Linked DNA regions of Homo sapiens: region 2 is linked to region 1. The links are chromatin loops, found by intact Hi-C in ENCODE. Cell type or tissue: heart right ventricle. All regions are shown on one strand. Each heading gives the region's core, and the rest is flanking DNA. Links, peaks and the distances in the headings are about the cores only.

Evidence for each region. Hi-C counts contacts between places; a loop is a spot of excess contacts. Peaks named below come from ENCODE experiments on the same cell type or tissue, not always from the same donor. Only the 100,000 strongest peaks of a DNase experiment are listed, where the experiment ranks them.
Region 2: a loop joins it to region 1, with 12 times the contacts of the local background. A loop is called at or near these places in 72 of 110 quality-filtered maps.

The regions. Positions count from the first base shown.
Region 1 is chr11:73,287,136-73,292,502 of GRCh38, reverse strand. All of the region lies in intron 1 of P2RY6 (pyrimidinergic receptor P2Y6), which reads right to left. Among named protein-coding and RNA genes, the nearest start is that of P2RY6, 17 kb to the right of the region's middle. RefSeq lists enhancers at 2,619-3,185, 3,737-3,786. In heart right ventricle, for the core only: CTCF peaks have their summits at 2,645 and 2,852 (motif pointing right); DNase peaks (open chromatin) are centred at 3,032, 3,370 and 3,519; H3K4me3 peaks cover 800 bases; H3K27ac peaks cover 2,903 bases.
Region 2 is chr11:73,186,514-73,191,880 of GRCh38, reverse strand. No RefSeq gene overlaps it. Among named protein-coding and RNA genes, the nearest start is that of IUR1, 6.3 kb to the right of the region's middle. In heart right ventricle, for the core only: no CTCF peak of the experiment used is centred there; a DNase peak (open chromatin) is centred at 2,374; H3K27ac peaks cover 1,206 bases.

The DNA of each region.
Region 1 (5,367 bases), core at 316-5,315:
TAGGGCAGTGATTAGAGAGCTCATGGCTCCTCCTTTAGCTATAACACTCAGAGCCACGGGGTGTCCATTCCTCCTCCCAGCCATTCACTCACCCATCTAGCCTGCCTTCCCTCATTCAATAGCTCACTCACCAACATGTCCATCTACCCATCCCTCCATGTGGCAATCCACTTACGTACAAACTTACTCAGCCGCCTTCTCCCCCCGCTTCCCTCTTCTTCTTTTCTCCACACACACTTATCGAGTACCTACTATGTGTCACCAGATCCTCCCACATTCCCCCATTTCACAGCGACTGCCCCTTCCACACGGCAGGCGCAGAGCGCATGAGGAGTGATGGACGTGGGCTGTGGAGATAGATGTGATGCCCCTGAGGACCCAGCTGCCTCATCCACCCCAGCCCCTCCTCACCACCAAACTGGCCTCAGAGCTGTTAGGAGACCAGAGCAGGGGATGTGGCTCCTCACTGTCCCAGGGAGGCCAGCTCCAGAGGGGGAAGCAGCATTCCAAGAGGGCGACCTGGAGGAGGTGGGCTTTGATTTGGAGCAGCTGAGGCAGCAAGGCAGGTGGCATGGGAGGATGGTGTGGGGAAAGAATGCTGCCCTGGGAGTTTGAGGCCCAGGTTCTTACTCCACCTTTGCCCCCAATCACTGACTAGATAAGCCCCTTCCCTTCTCTGAGCCTCCTCGGTAGAATATGGTCATACTGATCACCAGTGTGCTGGGAGGATGAAGTGCCACTCAGGGTGGCTCATCTTCTACCCTGGGAGGTGCAGAGGAGACTCCTAGAGCCTAGAGCATCAGAGCTGAAGGTGCCTTTAAAGGCATCGATCTCACCCCAAAGCCATTTTTACAGGCAAGGGGATTGAGGAACAGAGTGGGAACCCAAAGTTTGGATCACACTGAGAAAAATCAGGTTTGAACTTCTGGTAAACACTTGGTCAGTTGTGCACAGGTTGAGCACCTAGTGCTTGCTCAGGCCTGTGCTAAGAGGTCACTTCTGCCAGCTGAGTGTGGACCTCCTGGTTGGATTTGACCTGTGCTGTGGCCCAGGAGAGCAAGGTGGCCTTCAGCTCAGCAGCCAGTCCTTTGCTGGGTCCCTGGGACAACCTCCCGTACCCACTCCCAGCAGGGCGGGTCACTGTCCCAGGAATGGGAACAGCTCTGAGGACTCCTGGGAGGTGTTGGCCCCAAGGCAGGGCAGGGCAAGGCTTGGGTAAGAAGCCTAAGTGGTCTCAGTCCCTGCAACCTGGATGGATGGGAAACACAAAGCTGTCCCTATCATGCCTTATCCACCCAGACGTGCAGATCTGGAGACCCCTAATCCCACCGCTCTGCTCAGATAAGAGCACTTGGACTAACCTCAGAGGGGAAGGAAAGGCTCATGGGGTCCCACTTGACAGATGGAGAAAGAAACTAAGGCCAGCTGCCCCTTCCTCACCCTCTTCTCAGGGGTTCAAGGACATACAAGAGGCCTGGCCTGGCACCTCAACAACCACTGAGTACCCATTACCCACCGGCCTTTTAGTTCTTTGCCTTCCTAACAGAGTCTAGGTTTGAGGGCCCTCAGGACCTTGGAACCACAGCATCCTAGGGCTTGGGACTTCAAAGAATCTAAGGATGACTGAATCGGAGCCAAGGAACTGCCTTGCTCTCACCGGGCCTTAGCTTTGCCCATGGACCTGGCTAGGCCTAGAGGAGGGGGCAGGGCCCGGGAGGGAACACTCAGGTCTGAGGGGTCATGGGTGCACCTGGGAGGGAGTAACCTGCAAAGCTCATGGAGAAAGCATGTCCATTGCTGGGCACTGAAGGGCCAGAGGGACCTGGACACATAACAAGGCTGAAGAGGGCATCGCAGACAGGAGGCCCAGTGTGGGCAAAGGCACAGAAGTGGGGAATGAGCTTAACCTCTGTGAGAAATAAATAAATACAGAAGCCAGAGCAATGGATGAGCTCTGCAAAGAGGGGGCCTCAGATGGGAGGCCTGAGAGGGGCTGGCCCATCATGAACCTCCAAGGCAGAGCCTTCTTCTGGCAGAGATCCTCCCTCTTTGGCCTCCCAAAGTGTTGGGATTACAGGCATGCACCACTGTGCCCAGCCAGTCTCCCTCCTTCCCTTCTTTCTTTCTCTTTCTTTCCTTCTTTCTTTCTTTCTTTCTTTCTTTCTTTCTTTCTTTCTTTCTTTCTTTCTTTCTTTCTTTTCTTTCTTTCTTTCTTTCTTTCCTTCCTTTCTTTTCTTTCCCCCTCTCTCTCTCTGACTCTCTCTTTCTTTCTTTCTTTTTTTGACGGAGTTTCACTCTTGTTGCCCAGGCTGGAGTACAATGGCACGATCTCGGCTCACTGCAACTTCCGCCTCCCAGGTTCAAGCGATTCTCCTGCCTCAGCCTCCCAAGTAACTGGGATGTACAGGCATGTGCCACCACACCAGACTAATTTTGTACTTTTAGTACAGATGGGGCTTCTCCATGTTGGTTAGGCTGGTCTCTAACTCCCGACCTCAGGTGATCCACCTGCCTCGGCCTCGCGAAGTGCTGGGATTACAGGCGTGAGCCACCGTGCCTGGCCAGTATTGTTTCTTAAATGCCTATTCTGTGCCAGATGTTTTATCTGCAGTTCTGGGCAATTTGGTGGGGGGTGGATTATTCCCTCCCCTTTATAGACGAAGAAACTAAGGCTCAGGAAGGGCCAGTGAGTTTTCCAAGCTATCCCAGCCAGGTGGCATTTCAACATGTTCTTCTTGACCCTAAGGCCCCCTTCTCCATTGTTCCCCCCAAAATCGGAGCTTGGATGCTCAGATCAGGGGATTCCCAGGGGAGTTAGGTCTTCCCTGCATTGAGACCCTGTAGCCATGAGATGGCGCCAGAGGACAGCCAGCCCCGTTCCGTCACACAGCCAGGGAGGGGTGAGGGCAAGGCTGGTCTGCCCACAGTGGGGGGCCTCCCCTCGGGGCTGGCACTGAGCAGCCTCCGGACTGGGTTTCCAGTCTCAGTTCCTCTTGACCCACTCTCCAACCTTCCTTCCACTCACCCTCCCCAGATGAGCTGAAGCTCTCGTTCTCAGGTCCTCACCCTGGTCGATGTGGTCACAGGAGCCACTGGGGACGTGGCAGGGACGACAGGGTCAGCACCACGCCCTGTCTGTCTGACATAGAGGCCCTGGCCTCAAGCATCCACCGCCCATCTCCACCCGGGTACACCTTTGGCAAAACACGGCAGCCCCTCCCCTCACAGCAGAGACAGCCTCTTCCAGTTTCCTTTTTTCAGTTCAGGCGACAACCATGGGGTCAGTTCTAGAGCAGGAGCGACTCAGTATGGACATAGGAAGAAATGACAAGGGGCCTAGCCCTTCAGGCTGCGTAGATCCTATGGTCTCAGGATAAACTTTACATGACCCCACAGCCTCCCCAATCCCCTGAGGCCTTCATATCTAGCATGGATGAGGGGACCTGTTGGCCAAAGGCAGGAGCTGGAAGCCTGAGTCACTGTCTGCCAGCCAGCTGAGGCAGGAACCAGCTCAGACCAGGCTGGATGTGGAAGAGGCTTCCTAACCTTGGCCTGCCTGCCTGCTGGGAAATAAAGGCCTGGAAACCCCCTTGCTTGGCCCCTGGCCGGTGAGTTAGCAGAAAGGGCACAGGATGTCAGGGGTCAAGAGTTCGCTTCCTTCCCCTGAGGAGTCAGACAGGCTGGGATCGACCACCAACTTGCTGTGTGACCTAGGGAGAGCCACCTACCCTCTCTGAGCCTGGGTAAACAGGGCTACTTATGGTACCTACCTACTATACAGGGTCACTATACCCTCTGTGCCCCAGTCATCAACCCAATCCTGACTCTGGGCAGCCTCTAGCCTGAAGCAGGGTTGCCCCTGGAGCCCACCTGAGGCCAGCTTGAGGCCAGATTCCTAAAGCCAGTGCCTCCCTGGCACCCAGAAGACAGAGGGCCGGAAGCAGAGTCCTCTCACCTGGAGGAGTTCTGGTCCTACCTGTGGCATCTGGCTGGCTACAGAAGGACAAACCTGGCAGAAGGGAACGTGGAAGGCAGGGACCCTGATTTTTCTACTCCTTTCCCACTTCCCCTTCTCAACCTCCCACTCAACAGGAATTAAAGCTAAAACTGAAACAGCCATTTTCAGTGAAAGGAAGAGGAAGCTGCAGCTTTGGGGAATTTGAGGGTTGGGGCTGCTTCCTTTGGTTTCTCTCCAGCCTCTTCAAGCTTAGCAAAGATGGAACTTGCATCTCCCAAGACCCCACTATGTATGAGGGGCCCCAGTTGCCGAAGAGTGCACCCACAAGTCCCACCACAACCTGGACACATGTATTCATTGAGCACTAACGATGCACCAAGCATTGTGCAAAATGCTTGATGTGCCGTGTCTCATTCACTCTTCACAACTACTGTTTCCACTTTACAGATGAGGTGACTGAGGCATAGCAAAGTTAGCAAGAGGTTCTTTCTTGGGAATGTGAATGAAGAGGGTTAGAGACCACGCGGCCCCGGTGGGCACAGGGCTGAGAGGTCAAGGGCAGCCCTGAGACTGAGGAACTGTGTGGATAGCACAGAGGCCCAGGGAGCAGCTGTGACAGGGCAGCCCCCGGTGAGCAGAGGGACGGCCTGTGGTGCCCAGCCTGTATAAGTCCACGCCTATAGGGCCACTGCACCTCCCACCCAGTGCTCCAGGAGATCCCCAGGGCCTCCTAAAAAACTCTCCCCTGGAGCTAGTGGGAGAAGCTCTCTGTGCCTTGCCTGGACAACCAGGCTGTCCCATTTGTTTGTCTCCTTGTGGGAGAGGCCACTTGGTTCTCCCTTTGAGAAGGAACCTGCTGCTTAGCTGCAAGTAGTGCAGTTGGCTGATGGCCACAGTTAGTGCCTTCAGGATCCGCCCATCCTCCCAGATAACCAGGCTCCAGTCCGTGGGGGGAGAGATGGCCCAGGTCCAGCCACCTGGCTAGCCTGGCAGTCATTGTTCAGCCCCTCTGTAGCTTCTTCCCACCCAGTTCCCAGACCCCCTCTTATGATGACGACGCTGCCCTCTGATTTTCCTTTGGGGGATCCCCCTTCTCCCCTCTAGAGTCTTGGGGATCTGGGAGTGATGGGTCTGTGATCTAAGCCTACCAATGAGAGAAGAGTGGGCCCCTCAGGCCTGTAACTGGCTCAGGGTGGAGGAGTGACCTTCACTGCATGCCTCAGAGTCAATTCTGGCGCTTTTACTGGGGCATCAGGAAGGAGACAGGTCTTCCACAATATTTGCAAAGTTAGTAGAAAGTGAGGCAGGAGCTGCTGGAGCCAAGTGAACTAAGTTCCAGGCATTGTCCTGGGCGACGGAGATACTGCCACCAGGGAGGAGACTATCCACATAGAAAGCCAAGGAATGGC
Region 2 (5,367 bases), core at 151-5,150, 100 kb after region 1:
ATTAAAATCACTCAGCCCATCAGGCCTGCAGGGGTCTTCTGTCAAGTGGCCATTCCCCGCTCCCCACTGAAGGTGCCCATCCCTCTGGGCTCTGTTTCTTCCTCTCATCTTTCCATTGTTATGTTATGTATTAGTTTGCTTATTGTCAATGTCTAGTTAGAACATAAATCCTGTTCACTGTTTCAAGATCATAAAACAGTACCTGGCTCAACAAGCTTTGTGGAAATTGCCCTTACTGCATTTCACCTTGTGTGGAACATGGCCCCTGATGCCACAGTCCCCCACCCACCCATGAGCATCTCAGCATCTGCCAGGAGACTGGCTGTGTGCAGAGCTTTGTGTTCCCCCGGTCCAGGTTCCAGTTCCCTCCTCTGATTACAGCCCAGCCTGGGTCCTGGGACTGAGAAAGTAAAAGCACAGGGTTGGGGCAGACTGACAGACAGTGGGTTTAGGGTGCTGCTCAGGGTGGGGCTCTCATCTGCCTGCCCCAGTGCTTCCACCCGAACCACACAAGCCCACAGCACCTAGACGTGGCCCAGGAGCTCAATCCCAGGCCCACACGGAGCTGACCCCTCCCAGCCAGTCGGGCTGAGGGTACAGCACTGAGCCAGAAGCTGATGACCTGTCTGCCTTGACTTGTGACCTGCCAGATCCCTAGGCCTTGCCGGGCCTGGCTCTGTCTGTCTGTACAATGATGGTTCTGGGCTGACTGGTCTCTGAGGCTTGCCAGCTCAGCCCACCCATGGCTTTTTCCTACCCCTTATCTACCTCTAAACCTCTGTGCCAGCCACTCCTGCATTACCCTGGGGGTACTCCTGAGCCAAGGATCTTAGACCCTCCCCTTCACCCTAGTCAGACCCTTTGCTGACCCTTCTCTGGGACCCAAGTCCTGGTCCTATCTGTCTTGGGGACCATAGGCAGTTGGTGCCAAAGACTGTCCCCAGGATACTTGGGATACTTTAAAGTCATCCAGTAAAATGTCATTCAGGGAAAATCTGTCCACATTTACCTGGCTCCAGCCCTCTAATCAATCCTCCTTTGGGACGCCTGCTCCCCTGACATGTCCAAAGCTGATGAACTCTTTATCTTTCCCCAGACCTGCTCTTCCTGTCACAACCTCAGCAAGAGCATCACCAACCAGCCGGTCACCTGGGCCAGGAACCCAGAAGCCACCAAGCCTCCTCTCATTTTCTGCCTGCCCTCCTCCCATCCTTAACTAAATCCTGGCCACCCCTCTGTGCTATCCTGGGGACTGTCCACCTCTCACCTTCCGCTGAACTGCCCAACTTCATCCTTCATCTTTTCCTCCTGAACCTCAAAAGCAGAGGGCCCTTTGACACTGCTGTCTGCCTTCAGTCCATGCTTCATGCAGCAACCAGAGAGGGACCCTGCTGGCCACACACCCAGCCTTGTCACTCCCCTGCTCAAAACCCTTCCATGGTTCCCACTGCCCTCTGGATAAGGTCTGGCTCCTTGGCCTGGCATTCGAGGCCCTCCAGGCTCTGGACCCTGCCAGCCTTATCAGCTCATCTCATGTGGCTGTTCGACTTGCAGCCAAGTATCCTCCAGCTCTCAGCTGTGGCTCACGATGTTCCCTCCACCTAGGAGGCCTCTATTCTTCCACATCTTTAGGTTCCTCCATCCTGAATCATCTGGAGAGTCCGCTCTGGGAATTGACTCCTTATTTAGGGAGGCTGGATAAACAAGGCTTTTCTCAGGCTGCATGTGTGTTTTTAGACTCAGTCAACATTTATCTATTTATTCAGGTACTCAGCCTTTCAAAAAGGATTTGAGGTGGGCTATTCAATATTGATTGTGGGCTACCATGTGCAGCAAAGTCCAGTGTGCACACACACACTCATTCACACACAAGGCCGGGGCACCATGAGAACCAGGAACCAGGCAGAAGCTTGCAAAGGCCTCATGGGGCCAGTGTGAGGATGAGGCACCTGGATTCAGAGGGAGGCCCACCTGGCTCAGGGTAACACAGACAGATATGGGGTTGAGGGTTCAAATCTGAGGTTTTCTGAGCCCAGTTCACAGGGCTGCCCCTGGAGGACTGAAGCCCAGCCCTGTCTTTAGAAAGTTCCTTGGTTATATGTAGAGAGGGGGCTCTGGAAAATTAAACAAAGCCCACCAGACAGCTCACCTCCCCACAGGGTGCTCAGTGTCCCATCTTATTTAGCCCCCTAGGGTCAGGGAGGAAGCAGGAGCTGGAGATGAGGGGAGGATTTGGAAAGACAGAAGGTAGTAACAGAGGCAGCAAAGGCTGCAGGTGGGGGAAGGAGACCCATAGCTTCCCTCCGTGGCCCCTGCTTGCATTTCCCTTCCCTTTCGCCCACGTCAGCTTCAAGATCTGTTCCTCTTTTCTTCTGCAACATTACTGGCTGGGGGCAGGCTGGGGCGAAGACTGTGGTAGCTGCTCAACCTCTAGGTTCTCATGGGAGAGAACCTAGGCCCCAGCCGAGTGGCGGCCCTGTGGGCACTGCAGACTCCAGAGTTCCCAGCACGCTTTCCGGCCCTTTTCTCCTCCTCTGTACCCCCAGCTAGTCTGTGAGCAGGTATCACCACACCCTTTCCGAGGGGAGGAAACCAAGGACCAGAGCGTTGGTGACAGAGGAAGGACTCCATCCCTTTGTTCTCAGAAGCTAAAATCCTCCCTCTAGAAAGTATCCCAGGTGTGGCTGGGCACGGTGGCTCACACCTGTAATCCCAGCACTTTGGGAGGCTGAGGCGGGCAGATCACCTGAGGTCAGACCAGCCTGGCCAACATGGCGAAAACCCATCTCTACCAAAAATACAAAATTACAAAATTAATAAAAATACAAAATTAGCCAGTTGTGATGGTGGGTGCCTGTAATCCCAGCTACTTGGGAGGCTGAGGCAGGGAGAATTGCTTGAACCTGGAAGGCGGAGATTGCAGTGAACCGAAATTGTGCCATTGCACTCCAGCCTCGGTGACAAAGCGAGACTCATCTCAAAAAACAGAAAGTATCCCAGGTGTCATCTGCTCCTAATCTCTGACAGCCTTGCACAGTAACTGAGTTCAGAAATATGTGTTGGGTTGGCATCAGAGAGGGCCGCTGAGAAGGGGCCTCACCTGTCTGCATCCTCCAGGCATGGAGGCACCAATACTCAGTCTTGATCTCCATGGGCTGTTCTAAATCCTGGGCTCCTCTGCGGTTTCACATACAGGGCATGGGACGTGGAGGTCAGCTCAGTGGGACTCTCCAGGCAGTGGGGAGGGCGGACAGGGGACAAAGATTCTAGTTTCATCTTTTGCAGCCAAAGGTGGGGCTGGCCTGGCCCACTCCTAGGTGACCCTAACTGACCCCAACAGTGAGTGGCTGGGAACTGACCCAGGCTGAGCTGAGGCAGCTGTCAAAGCAGCCCTAAAATTAGCCCCAACAGGGATAGGGAGGGGGGATCTGGCCCAGGCTTCAGGCTCCCATGGCCCCAAGGGACTGAGCCCACACCCCACTCAAGATGGAAGAGGTCAGCCAGAGTTTTGGCAGTGACCTACCCGGAGGCTGGGAGGGGAGATTCACAAGCTAGGATGAACATGGTTCAGAAGGGGGATCGATGGGCAGGAGGCACCCCCTGCTAGTTTCTTGGATCCTATGTGGCTCCCAGCCCCAAGCCCTTCAGAGCCCTGAGAGGAACCAAGGAGAGACTTCACTATTTTTGTTCTCCTAGAACAGGATTGAGGGGGCCAGCCTGTCCTTCCAAGGCTGAACTGGATAACCTCACACCTTAGCATCAACTCCCAAGAGCAGAGGAGGAGCCAGGAGGTGTGTTAGCCTGATTGATAGAGGTGTGGATTGGAGACACCTGGGACAGGCCCAAAGTCAGCCTCATCCTGCCCAGGCATGCAGCTCCACCCACTTTCCTCTGCTCTGCCTTAGTGCTCTGAGAATCTTATTTAAAATGCAGATCCTGGCTGAGTGTGGTACCTCATGCCTATAATCCGAGCACTTTGGGATGCCAAGGAGGGAGAATCACTTGAGGCCAGGACTTTGAGATCAGTCCTGGTAACATAACAAGACCCCACCCCATCTCTACAAAAAACTTTTTAAAAAATTAGCTGGATGTGGCGTCATGTGCCTATAGTCCCAGCTACTTGGGAGGCTGAGGCAGAAGCATTGCTTGATCCTGGGAGTTCAAGGCTGCAGTGTGCTATTGAGTATGATTGTACTACTGCACTGGAGCCTGTCGCTGACAGAGCGAGACCCCATCTCTAAAAACAAAACAAAACAAAATCGGGGCGGGGCGCAGTGGCTCACACCTGTAATCCCAGCACTTTGGGAAGCCGATGTGGGTGGATCACGAGGTCAGGAGATCAAGACCATCCTGGCTAACACGGTGAAACCCCATCTCTACTAAAAAAAAAAAAAAATAGCCAGGCGTGGTGGTGGGTGCCTATTGTCCTAGGAGACAGGAGAATGGCATGAACCTGGGAGGCAGAACTTGCAGTGAGCTGAGATTGCGCCACTGCACTCACTCCAGCCTGGGCGACAGAGCAAGACTCTGTTTCAAAAAAAAAAAAAAAAAAACAAACCAAAACAGATCATGATTCAGAAGAAGATCTGGGGTCAGGTATGAGATTCTTCAAGATTCTAACAAGGTCCCAGATTGGCCCGCAGATCACACTTTGAGCACAAAACTCATTTCCCGGGCAGCTTGGGTGGACCCCAAGGCCAGGGCCCCGTCTTCTCCTATACACAGGTATCCCTACCACAGGTAACCCCAACTCCCATCTTCAGTAGAGCCTGGCATGAGCATATGGGCACCCAGTATACTAGGTGGCTGGCTGGTTTATTGTGGGTTCCTGCATGGGCAGTAGGTGTGTGTGGTAATCCCCGGGCCTCTGTGTCTACTGCATGTCTCTTGTTACATGTGTAAAAAGTGTACAAAGATGCACATATACAATAATGATGAAATAAAAATAGCTAAAGTTTAAAAAGTAGATAATCTTTATTGAGCACTATGCCCAGGGAAGGTACTAGAAATGTTACACTCAGTATCTTATTTAATTCTCATAACAACCCCTGTGAGATGAGAAAACCGAGGCTCAGAGAGGTTAAGTGACTTGCTCAAGGTCACACAGCTGATAAGCAGCAGTAAGGACTGGAATATGCATGTGCACCCGTGCACCCAGTGCGCCCATCTTGGTGCATGTGAGCTTGTGGGCATGTGTGCTGTTGAGTGGGCACAGGTGATGCAGGAGGTGAGCAGCCGCAAGGATGGGGTGGGCGGGGTAAGAGCCATGCACAATGATTCAGAGTGTGAGCTTTCCGCAGGTAGGGAGACAGGAGACCCAGGTGGAGGGAGATGCAGGCAGGAGCCAGCAAGTCTGGGCTTGAGTCT